Regions from separate parts of the Homo sapiens genome. Here region 1 is linked to region 2. A link is an interaction called in ENCODE POLR2A ChIA-PET data of the cell type or tissue named here. Cell type or tissue: OCI-LY7. All regions are shown on one strand. Each heading gives the region's core, and the rest is flanking DNA. Links, peaks and the distances in the headings are about the cores only.

Region 1 (5,910 bases), core at 509-5,508, 430 kb before region 2:
TGGCCTTGCCTTAGAGAGAGCAGGAGCAGGTTTATCAGCCAGCAGCTGCACTAAAGAAAAGGACAGAGTGGCTCCGGCAAATCTTTCCAGAGTGTGAGGGGACCGGGGGCAGCACTGGGGCGGGGGGTTTGCGGTGGATCTGAAACAGCCATGGTGTCACACGCGAGGGCCCCGCCCGGTCTACTCCCGTATGCTGAGGCCGCCCAGGCATTCAGGTGGCACTGATTGCATCAGACACAGAGCCCAGGAGCCTGACCCAGTCACGAAAGCACAAGGCCAGCCCGGGAGGACAGGAAAGAGCCGAGCACAGAGCTCTGGGCTCTCATGAAGACTGAGAAGCAGCAGTCGGTGAAAAGGCCGTGCTGGGATTCCCAGGGGCATCAGCAAAACAGGGGCGCAAACATTTTAAAACATTTTTAAAAAACTCACCAAAGTTCTGATTTTGCAATGAAAATATGGAAGAAGCCTCTTCCAGCTTCAGCGCACATGCCCTGCTTGTCTATTTTTGTGGCACCACAGCGTCGTCAGTGCTTAGGGCCTCTAAATCCTTACGATGTGGCTGAGAATGAGGCTCGATGAGGGCTCCGGAAAGAGAAGACAAAGAAAGCAAAACCTCATTAGGCTTTTGGACATCCAGGAAAGAATGTGCATTGAATTTTCCTTTTGGTGCCAAGTGAAACTGAAGATGCCCCCATTTTTGCCAAAACTCACCCTCCCGGCGTTTTCACACCAGCCTTCTCTTCTCTAGCCCGGTCTCCCATCCCGAGGACTGAGAAGGCAGGGTTAGGCCCCACCATTTGCCTCATGATCGCGTTTCTGTGGCTCATTCTCCACCAAAATCCATTACTCCTGGTGCATCTTTTCTGGTCTCATGCCTCACAGCTTTAATTCACCTTCATAAAGATTGTTCCAGCTGGGCACAGTGGCTATGCCTGTAACCCCAGCACTTTCGGAGGTCGAATCTATAGGATGGTTTGAGGCCAGGAGTTCAAGACCAGCCTGGGCAACATAGTGATGTTACCGGAAAGGAGTCCCGATCCGGACACCAAGAGAGAGTTCTTCGATCTCCCACAAGAAAGAATTCAGGGCAAGTCCACAGTGCAAAGCAAAAGTAAGTTTATTAAGGAAGTAAAGTGGTGAAAGAATAGCTACTCATAGACAGAGCAGGGCGTTCTCGAAAGTAGGAGGGGAAACACGTCCTCCCTAGGTATATACAGGATAAATCCTGTTTACATATGGGATAAAAAGAAAGATTGTGGGGAGATGTACTCTGCTACAAGGGTTTATGATAAAGGGTTAATTTTCTTAATTACTTTATTTTGCAAGAATTGATGTTATCTTTAAAGCAAAATTAAGAATGCTTCTGTTCTCAAGATACTGGGATATCAGGACACTCCCAAGTCTGGGTCTGTTTAGTAAACATTATCAACCTGTTCCCTTAACGGTAAACACCTAGAGGCTAAGAATACCTAACTTTCTGGGAATGCAGCCCAGCAGGTCCCAGCCTCATTTTTCCTAGCCCTCACTGAAGATGGAGTCGCTCTGGTTTGAACGCCCCTAACAGGGAGACCTAGCTAGAAACCTATGAAGGGTGGAGGAGAAAATTATTTTCACTCCCCTACACAGGCACTCTCATTCTCCTAGTTATCTAGGTTTATGTCAATGGAACATTTTTGAGTCTTTCTTCTCTGGCAAGTTAACATTTTTGTCAGTTATTTGGTCCTGTAAATCTTCCTTTCCCAGTGGCCTCTGAAATCTATATTTTCATTTCTCAAAACAAAATTCCTCTAGAATTCATGTCCTTATGTTATTTTATGTTTGGCAAGTAACGATATCAATTGATACATGTTTTGGGGGATAAATGATGGAAGAAAGTTCGTTTGCAAACCCTCATCAGAGGAGGAGTAACTGGGAGGCAGGGACAATGTGTGAATCATCCCCAGGATGTAGCAGGTCCTCTATACAGTCTGACTGAATGCTAATTAGAAGGAAAAGACAGGAGAAGACACCCACCTGGCCTTTCTTCCAGTCTCTGCTCTTACTAATCTAGCCTATTCAGTGTTCACAGATATTCACATTTCCATGTTCAAAATGTTCAGTCTCCTGTTAAATAAATCCTTTCTGTGTCATCCAAGGATTCACATATTTGACTGCAAGGCAGAAGAGAGGGCGGGGTGTGTGTGTGTGTGTGTGTGTGTGTGTGTGTGTGTGTGTTGGGGGGTGTCTCTGAGTTCGTGTGTGTGTGTGTGTGTGTGTTGGGGGGTGTCTCTGAGTTTGTGTGTGTGAGTGTGTGTGTGTGTGTGTGTGTTGGGGGAGTGTCTCTGAGTTCGTGTGTGTGTGTGTGTGCGCGCGCACATGCGCGTACCTGTGGTGGGTGCTTAGAAGATGAGACTAGACTGTGAGGAGGTGCAGGAGGACAGCAGACAGCCCCGCCATCTCACCATTTCCCCCTTGGTATTCCTCTGGGTCACTGAAGCTTTCTGAATCTTGAGAAGGGTGACTTGATAGATCAGGGAGCATTTCCATGTATTTCCAGGGCAAGTTTGCACCCAGGCGACCTCCTGTATTGGGAATTCCACCCAGTATTTACCTTTGGCGGAAGATCTGCCTTCAGCAACTGCCCAAGGTTTACAAAGTGGGTTGGGACCACTCCCTGGGCCTCTGAGGACACCACCTCCTGTGGGGTTACTGAGTTGAGAGAGCCCAAACAGAAGAGAGGGCTGACCAGGGCCAACCCTTGGAGTGGGCATGGAGCCTTTGTCCAGTGAGCTCTCAGGAAGTGGGCTCTGAAACTGCACAGAGGGAGGAAGAGGAAGCAGCGCTGATTATTATTAGTTTATTTTTGGACAACAACCCTATCAAGCACCCTGACATCATGAAACTGGACAGGGAAGACACCCAGCCCTCTGGTGATCAGACGCCATCCTGGCTGGGGTCCTGGGGCCCCAGCCGGCTCCCTCTAGCTGAGGGTGGGCGGGTGGCCTCGTGCTTCTGCCACTGTGCTTGAAAACATGCAGAGGCAGGCCTGGGGCCCCAGGAGAGGATACTGTGGGCTCCGCACCTATTTCTGTTTTCAATGGCGGAAGGAAAGAGGGAGACAAGTTAGGGTTTTGATATCTAAGACGGGTTCCACTCATTAGCTATTGTAGTCACTTATAATACAGATCAGGAAGGATGCCTTGCCTCCTAGATCAAGCCTTCATTATTTCAGCCCATTTCAGGGAGCCTTTTCCTCCTGTAACCACATCCACACCCGCAAATGCAGCAGGGCTGGCTTTGTCAGTCAGTGAGGTGAATCAGCTGGAGGTGATCTGAATTTTAAAACCATCTGCTCACTGCTGCTGAGCCTGGACTCTCCAGAAGATGGCAGCAGTGGGACACTGTCACCCAGGAGTCAGGCTTTGGCGGGACTAATTCCTCTTACTGGAGCCTGTATTACTTTGCACTACCAGTAAAAATATTCACTGTATGTAGAACAGTAACAACAGGATGAGTCTTTTGTTCAATATGATTGAATCGTATGGTGGAGAAACAGAAAAAAAACACTTTTCCTGTGGTCTCTAATTCAAGTGCTGGGTGTTATGTCCCAATTTCCAGAAAATACATCTTGCATATGCTGTTGGAAATCTTTGCTTCAATAATGAATAAGATCTGCTGCTTGAAAACTTGCTTTTGCTACAAGAGCTGTGAAACTGCAATTTGGGTTTTCTCATGTCTACTGTAGACTCTCAGTAAAGAGGAAAAGTTCTTAATATTTTTTCTCAGAAAGGACACTTGTTTTTTTTGTTGTTGGTGTTGTTGTTTTTTTTTTTTTTTTTTTTTTTTTTTGCAGAGCCTCGCTCTGTCATCCAGGCTGGTGTGTAGTGGCATGATCTCAGCTCACTGAAACCTCGGCCTCCCGAGTTCAAGCAATTCTCCTGCCTCAGCCTCCCAAGTAGCTGGGATTACAGGTGCGCGACACCATGCCCGGCTAATTTTTGTATTTTTAGTAGAGATACGGTTTCACCATGTTGCCCAGGATGGTCTCGAACTCCTGACCTCGTGATCTGCCTGCCTTGGCCTCCCAAAGTGCTGGGATTACAGGCGTGAGTCCCTGCGCCTGGCCAACACTTGTCTTTTTCTTAGACGGGGGAAGCTTTAACTCGGTTGTTTTAGTGATAGTTTAAGAGTTAATTTTACTCCTAGAAAGATGTCATTCAGTAGGATTGCATATGCTCTTCTCATTAATATAAATAGACCGAAGTCTATTTATATTAATGAGAATATATTTCGTATAGTAATTACTATACAAAAATGCAAAGCTTATTAAATAAATGCCTGTATTAGAATGTCTGTATATGTAAATATATATATTTATAGTTTAATATATTGTTTATACTTTAAGAATAAATTATATATACTATAAACATCTGATATATAAATATGGATCACAGATCTCACATAGTTGGAAAGTTCTTTCAACTTAATTTCATTTTATATTAAGACTGCAGACAACTGTTATATTAGAGGTCTGTATCGTAGCCAAGTGATATTTTTAAAAGCAAGCCAGTCTATGGCTGGCTGTTTCTAGCTGGCAAAGCCTGAAGCTAATTCTGAAGCACAGGGCACCTTATGTTAGCAGATTGTCGTGAGTAATGGAAATTGCACTTGGGATGAATGCCAGTTCATCTGGATTACCTGAAATTCCTTAGAGGCCATGGTGGAAAGGATCAGCTGTTCTCTGAGAGTGGGATACACTCTTACTCTCAATAATCCTCTGTCATTTTTACATTTGCTTTGACTCAGCTGCAGAGAATCTAAATCACAGCCCCACCAGCAAAACTACTCTAGGCAGACAGCATCTCCAAATGGCATACAGGAGGGATGACAAAGGGACTAGAAGCTCTCACCAAAGTCACAGTCTGCCTTTCCTCAGTTTCTTGTTTGTAAAATAAGAACTGGAGGGACATGGCATCTACGAGCCCTTTCAGTATTAACATTTCAGTCTTATTCTGGAGGTATTTGGAGAGAATTAATGATGTATCACCACCTCCTTCATTACTTCTGTCTAACTCTGCCAGAAGTAAGGGAAAGCATCCTCTCTTTGTTTCAGCACATTCACACAGGCTGGCTAATGAGATCCCACACTGAAAAAGCCTGGGACTTACACGGACTCTCTGAAATCTAAGTCCTCATTTGTAACATACAGCTTTTTAATACTAGCTTCATAAGTCCCAGATCCCTGCAAAGGTAAATATTTTATTTTCTGTAACTATGTTCAGAGTAGCAGTTCTCTGAATCTGTGTATTGCTCCTGGCAGGAAGCAAATGTCAGCTCATTCCTGTGTAATTGACATGTGACATCTTAGTTTCCAGACTTAGCTAAAGTACTTACTAATAGATTTTAGATGACAGATAGGACCTTTCTTTTCTGTCACCCTTCAGTGGGAAAATCAGAAAGATAGAAAGAACTCTGATGCTTTTTTTTTTTTTTTTTTTGCTGGTCTTATAGTAATTTTGGAAGGAGAAAGATCAAATTTTTGGAAAGAGAATGATCAAAATAATATTAAGAAAAAAATAGTAGTTCTGAAAATATTAAGAAAAAATATATATGGATATATATATATATATATATATATATATACACACACACACACACACACACATGGATGATGTTTTACTTGTCTGTTTAGTGAACACAAGTTTGTTGAATTGATTTGGAAGGTAGTGATTTTTAAATCATATTTATCAAATTTCATTAAACTGAGAATTACATATAAAAGCACCAGATCAATGCATGGGGCACAGTCACTCAGCAAATGTTAATACCATTTTTTACAACATGTACTTGAAGGGTGATTATTTGTAATAATCTCAGGAACATCTAGATTATTTGCATGATAACAGCTCATATGAAGAGATTATGATAAGC
Region 2 (5,910 bases), core at 556-5,555:
CTGCTGTGACATGACTAGCGAGATGAGGGGCTCAATAAAAATCCCCGCAAGTCCTGCTGGTTGTGTCTCTCTGCAATTTCTTTCTTTCTTTCCTTCCTTCCTTCCTTCTTTCTTTCTTTCCTTCTTTTCTTTCGACAGAGTCTCGCTCTGTCGCCCAGGCTGGAGGGCAGTGGCGCGATCTCCGCTCACTGCAAGCTCCGCCTCCCAGGTTCACGCCATTCTCCTGCCTCAGCCTCCCGAGTAGCTGGGACTACAGGCGCCCGCCACCGTGCCCGACTAATTTTTGTATTTTTAGTAGAGACGGGGTTTCACCGTGTTAGCCAGGATGGTCTCGATCTCCTGACCTCGTGATCCGCCCGTCTTGGCCTCCTAAAGTGCTGGGATTACAGGCGTGAGCCACCACGCCCGGCCCTTTTTTTTTTTTTTTTTGAGATGGAGTTTTGCTCTTGTTGCCCAGGCTGGAGTGCAATGGCATGATCTTGGCTCACCGCAACCTCTGCCTCCTGGGTTTCAGAGATTCTCCTGCCTCAGCCTCCTGAGTAGCTGAGATTACAGGCATGTGCCACCACGCCCTGCCAATTGTTTGTATTTTTAGTAGAAACGGGGTTTCACTATGTTGGTCAGGCTGGTCTCAAACTCCCGACCTCAGGTGATCTGCCCACCTCAGTCTCCCAAAGTGCTGGGATTACAGGCCTGAGCCACCACGTCTGGCCCCTGTAATGTCTTTCGACATTATTTCAGATCCTCATTTCACAGTCCTGGGCTGTTGTTCCATTCTTCTAGACCCTTCCATTTCTCACTTTAAAAAAAGAATCTTCTATGAGAACTGCCTTTTGAAAACCAATGAAAGCACCTCCATGTGTGGAAACCATGTCCCTTCTGCCTCTAAGACAGCTCCTACTCATTAGTTTAATGTGAATACTTTGACAGCTTCACCCAGATGACCTTCCTGGCTTCATTCCTGCTGCACCTGTCCCCTCTCCACACATACTAGCTTCCGGCAAGCCCAGATTCTCTCCAAGCAGGCTCTGTGCTTACTGGCCCTGGGGTCCCCCACCAGCTTAAATCCGAAGCATTTTGAGTCCCAGCGCAAACATGGCAGCAGCCCGAGAGCTGGCTCTGGCCCCTTCCATCAGAATCCACCTTTGTCCCAGCATAGCGTTTCTACTTCTTGTAGCCATCCCAGGGGGATAGAGTGAATCTCAGGACACTTCCATACACATTTGCCTCCCCTACCCGGCCACTTTCTCCTTGAGGCCAGGGGTCATCTGTCCCTCTTGGTCCCTCTCACTGCCAGGCCAGTGTGAGCCCCACAGTAGGTTTTTCTGTTGACTTGAACTGTGTCCAGATGCAAATAACTGCAGTCTCAAAGGCGCTGCAGGGGCCCCTCCTCCTAAAGGTGCCGCTACTCTTCCACACAGCCCCCCGCCACACACAGCCTTCCCTCTGTAGAGTTGGGAGGCTTCTCTTCCAAATCCCTGGTTCCCACGACTCACCATAATGATGTCTGTGCCATATTTCTCTTCCAATTCCCTATTGCTGAGTTTGTGGTCATCCTGAAGTCCATGAAAGGAAGAACAGAGTGAATTAGATAATTCCAAAAGACTCAAGCCCCAAGCTTTGACCAGCCATGGAAGCTGGGAGTAGCAGCCCTGAGGATGGGAGGGGATCGAGGAGTGTGGGGGACAGGAGAGAAAGAACCCCTGTGCCAGGCAGCTGCCCAGCGAAGGATGGCACTGCCTCAGGAGTGACTGTCCCTGAGTCGGCACAATCCTGCACTTGCTGTTACTACCCAGAAGCTGCCTGCAGCTTTTCTGAACAAAGCCATGCACCTCGCTTCAATCTGAACTCCAGGGCATACAGGTTCTGGCACCCTCATCTTCCAGGTGCCAGTGAGCTGGAGGCTTCCCTCAGGCCTGAACCCTGGGATTGGCTGGGGCTGATGGCAAAACCACACTAGAACCGCTTCCTGGGCTGGCACAACTCCTCCTCCTTCGCTGTGTGGGCTCTGGCAGGGAAAAGCAGCTTCCCTCACTCAAGCTGTGACGCTCAGGGAGCTCACTGGGCAGAGAAACCCTGCAGGGAAAAGTTCTGCTGAATAAACCCACAGCATTGTGGCTGCCACTTGTGAATTCTGCTACAGAATCATTAGACTACAGCAGGGTTTCTCACCCGTGGCCCTGCTGCCATTCTGGGAGAATAATTCTTTGTTGTGGGCTCCACCCACTAACATCCTCCCCTCAGTTGTGGTAACCAAAAATGTTTCCATTTTTCCCCTGGGAGAGGGGTGGGGGAATCCTCTTCTCCTCTCCCTTTGAGAACCACTGGGCTAAAGGACAAGAAGTCTCTTCCTGTAGCAGAAAACCTAGGGTAAGTCTTCCTCACTCCCCCTAGAAAGTCCAGCACTCAGGATTTTTTAAACCCTGATTGTCTGAAACAAAGATTGATACTGTTGACTGGTGCTCACATCATCTCTTTTCTTAAGTATATGCAAAAAATAGTTCCATGTTGCAGTAAGAGACTAGGCCTTCCAATAAAGCAGAATTCATTATTATCATTATTATCTTGCTTCTAGCCCTCTTCTCAGCCAGATTCTGTTTTGCTCCTTCATCCCTTCTACTAATACTGATTGAGTGTGATATTGCTGGGGATTCAGAAGATTAAGGCTGTGTTCTGCACAGAGCACAGCACAACCCACTAAGTTTTGGGCAGATACAAGTAGTGGATGATCCGAGCCATTGTTTGCATGCATGGGACCTCAGACTTCCTGGGCTGGGGGATGAGAGCATGGGGGAGGGGTGGGACGAGGTGGTGGTGGTTATCTGGGGTGCCCTCTGCTGGCCAGCACTGGACTAGCACAGGGCAGCACCCCACCCACCCCTCGGGTCACTGCCTGGCCCTTTCATTCAAAGGCCGGGATACTTCAGTTGTCATTAGGCACTAATTTGCCAAGAAAGGTTGGGAGGCAAAAGCATTCAATATGCTGCTGAAAATTACAGGACCCTTGTAATGTCAAGGGAAAAACAGATATGTCTTCAATCTTAAATGCTAGAGATAATGGGAAATAATAAGAACGATCTATCGTCTGGTGCTGTGCTGTCTTTTCCCTGTTTTATCTCATTTAATCTTCCTAGTAACCCTTAAGAGGTAGAAAAAAAAATCTTATGTTTTTCAAAATAGGAAACTGAACTTCAGTTACACTGGGATTTGAATTGAGGTCAGTCCAGTTTCAGGGAAGCGTTCTTAAATGTCTCTCATGATAGATACGGACAAATGCCCAGTGGTATACTGTTAAATGTTTAACAAACTCTCCAGGAACGATCAATACAAAGCTCGGATTTGTAGAGTTTGCTGATTTCTCACTAGAACCAAGTTTGAAGCTGCTAACAGGATGTCAGTCAGCCTGCCAAGTTTCTGAATACTTAACAAATGGCTCTCTAGCACAAAAGAGACTCCCCTCAGGAGTCACAGAGCTTTAAGATCTGCCAAGGACGGTGGGGACAATCCAGCCCATCTCAAGCTCCGTGTAGAAGTTTCCCCTTCGGTGTTCCCAAGATAAAATCTGTCACATTTCAGACCCAAGGCAGTTTTATTATTAAAGTGGCCAGTTTGGGCTGGACACAGTGGCTCACGCCTGTAATCCCAGCACTTTGGGAAGCTGAGGCGGGTGGATCATCTGAGGTCAGGAGTTCGAGAGCAGCCTGGCCAACATGGGGAAACCCCGTCTCTACTAAAAACAACAAAAATTAGCTGGGTGTGATGGCGGGCGCCTGTAATCCCAGTGACTCGGGAGGCCGAGGCAAGAGAATCGCTTGAACCCAGGAGGTGGAGGTTGCAGTGAGCCTAGATAGCGCCATTGCACTCCAGCCTGGGCAACAAGAGCGAAACTCTGTCTCAAAAAAAAAAAAAAGGCTAGTTTTAATAACTCCAGAGCTCTTCCTTAATAATAATAATATTGTACTCCCCTAAAGCACGTGAATTACAAAATCCTCATCTCATTTTTTCCCCTCATAGACCCCAGCAAATTATTTATTTCCCATTTTACATAAAGGAAATGGACCTTCAGTGAGGGTCAGTCATTTGTTGCCAGTTTCAGCTCAGTGGAGAAGTGGGACTCTGATGGGGCCCGAGGTCCTCCCAATCCAAGCTCCACATTTTTACCACTGAAACTGCTTTTCCATGAGGTTTCACACCTGCAATCTAGCATGGCCTAGGGGCTTTGGTTTTCCTCCTCAGAAGTTCCAGCTCAAATAGTTTTACTAATCAATTGAAAACTGGCAAGTGGTTACTTAACTCTCACTGAAGCAGCTGCGGGGAGAGAGGTCTGGCCATGCCTGTGGGGCCTGGAATCAGAGGCTCTTCCTTCTGAGTTCTACAGGGACTGCCTCCAACCAGAATGCAGGAATCCTGCAGAGGCCCTGACCTCTGGGTGGATACTATCACACCATTCAAAACACACACACACACATACACACACCACACACCACACACACACCACACACCACACATATACACCACACACTACACACACACCACACGCTACACACACACCACACATACCATGCACATACACACACCACACATACACACCACACACTACACACACACCACACGCTACACACACACCACACATACCATGCACATACACACACCACACACACCACACACATATATACCACACACATACACACACCACACACATACACACACCACACACACACCACACACATATACACACCACACACACACACCACACACACATCACACACACATCACACACACCACACATACACACACCATACACACACACCATACACACACACCACACACATACACACACCACACACTACACACACCATATACACACACCACACACCATACACACACACCACACACCATACACCACACACCACACATACACACACACACCACACACTACACAGACACACCACACATACACACACACCACACATACACCACACACACACACCACACAGACACACCACGCAGACACCACACACCACACACAATCTCAAGGGGATTTCAAATCCCTCAGACTGAATGTCTGTGGTAAGAGGTGGGTTCTAGGGGCAAGCTCTTGCGGGGAAGGGCCATAGCCGGCAGGACCCCGTGGCTTAAGGCTACTGACCAGATGGAGTTCTTTCTGAAACTCCTCTTTGTGATTTTTCTTTTTGAGTTCCAGGCAGTTGTTCTTCAGACCCCTATACTTCTCCTTGCCATCCCCCTTGTCTGTTTTCACGATGTCCTTAGTTCCGCTGAGCTCCACGGAGTAAATTTCTGGGGTTTTCTGAAAGAGAAGCCCAGGTGCAATATTGGCCCCAAATGGGGTTTCCGAAGAGGTGCTGAGCGCCCCTCTGCGGGGTCAGGACCTGCAGGAGTCAGGAGCCCCTTCTCCCTTTCCTTCCCTCCTCTGGGGAGGCCGGAGGGAGTCGGACAGTGGAGTCTCTCCCCCACCTCCCGCCGACCTTGGCTTCCTCTCCGTCCGTGTAGAGGGGAGGCGGGGTGGGCACAGGCCAGCCAGCAGCTCCTCAGGGTGACCCTTCTCTGGGTGGAGCAGGTGGGAAGTTACCCCCCCAACTCCTGACTGATGCCTCCAAGGAGCTGTGAGGTTTCCTTAGAACCTCGAGGTTCCTTAGGCACCTCGAGGTTTCCTCTGAGGTGTCCTTCCCAGGGGACACAACAGCTGTGCGTCCTGTTTCTTGGGGAGGAGGCACCCACTAAGCTTACGACCCTCAGTCCTGATCAGGGGGCCCTAACCGGAAGTCTTTTCAGACCGCAACGAATCCATGTCACCCCATCCTCCGAGTCGGAGCCCGCAGGTGCCATGGAGCTGGCCTAGGACCCCTTGGCCCCTTCTCGCTCCTCTGGACTGGCTTCTTTCCCCAGCCA

What was found. ChIA-PET counts read pairs that join two places held together with the same protein. Peaks named below come from ENCODE experiments on the same cell type or tissue, not always from the same donor. Only the 100,000 strongest peaks of a DNase experiment are listed, where the experiment ranks them.
Region 1: POLR2A ChIA-PET joins it to region 2 with 5 read pairs; 1 of 35 experiments calls an interaction of 5 or more read pairs at or near these places.

What each region holds. Positions count from the first base shown.
Region 1 is chr13:25,111,817-25,117,726 of GRCh38, reverse strand. LOC124900613 (a long non-coding RNA gene) reads right to left here. Exons shown (of 3, transcript XR_941762.3): 3 at 500-582. LOC105370120 (a long non-coding RNA gene) reads right to left here and starts at 508. Exons shown (of 3, transcript XR_007063728.1): 1 at 430-508. In OCI-LY7, for the core only: a CTCF peak has its summit at 3,355 (motif pointing right); a DNase peak (open chromatin) is centred at 3,376.
Region 2 is chr13:24,680,960-24,686,869 of GRCh38, reverse strand. It overlaps ATP12A (ATPase H+/K+ transporting non-gastric alpha2 subunit), which reads right to left. Exons shown (of 23, transcript NM_001676.7): 2 at 5,150-5,308; 3 at 1,497-1,556. Among named protein-coding and RNA genes, the nearest start is that of ATP12A, 3.5 kb to the right of the region's middle. RefSeq lists a silencer at 2,725-2,814 and enhancers at 3,230-3,729, 3,730-4,231, 4,331-4,911. In OCI-LY7, for the core only: CTCF peaks have their summits at 2,633 and 2,841 (motif pointing left); DNase peaks (open chromatin) are centred at 2,339 and 2,779; H3K4me3 peaks cover 883 bases; H3K27ac peaks cover 961 bases.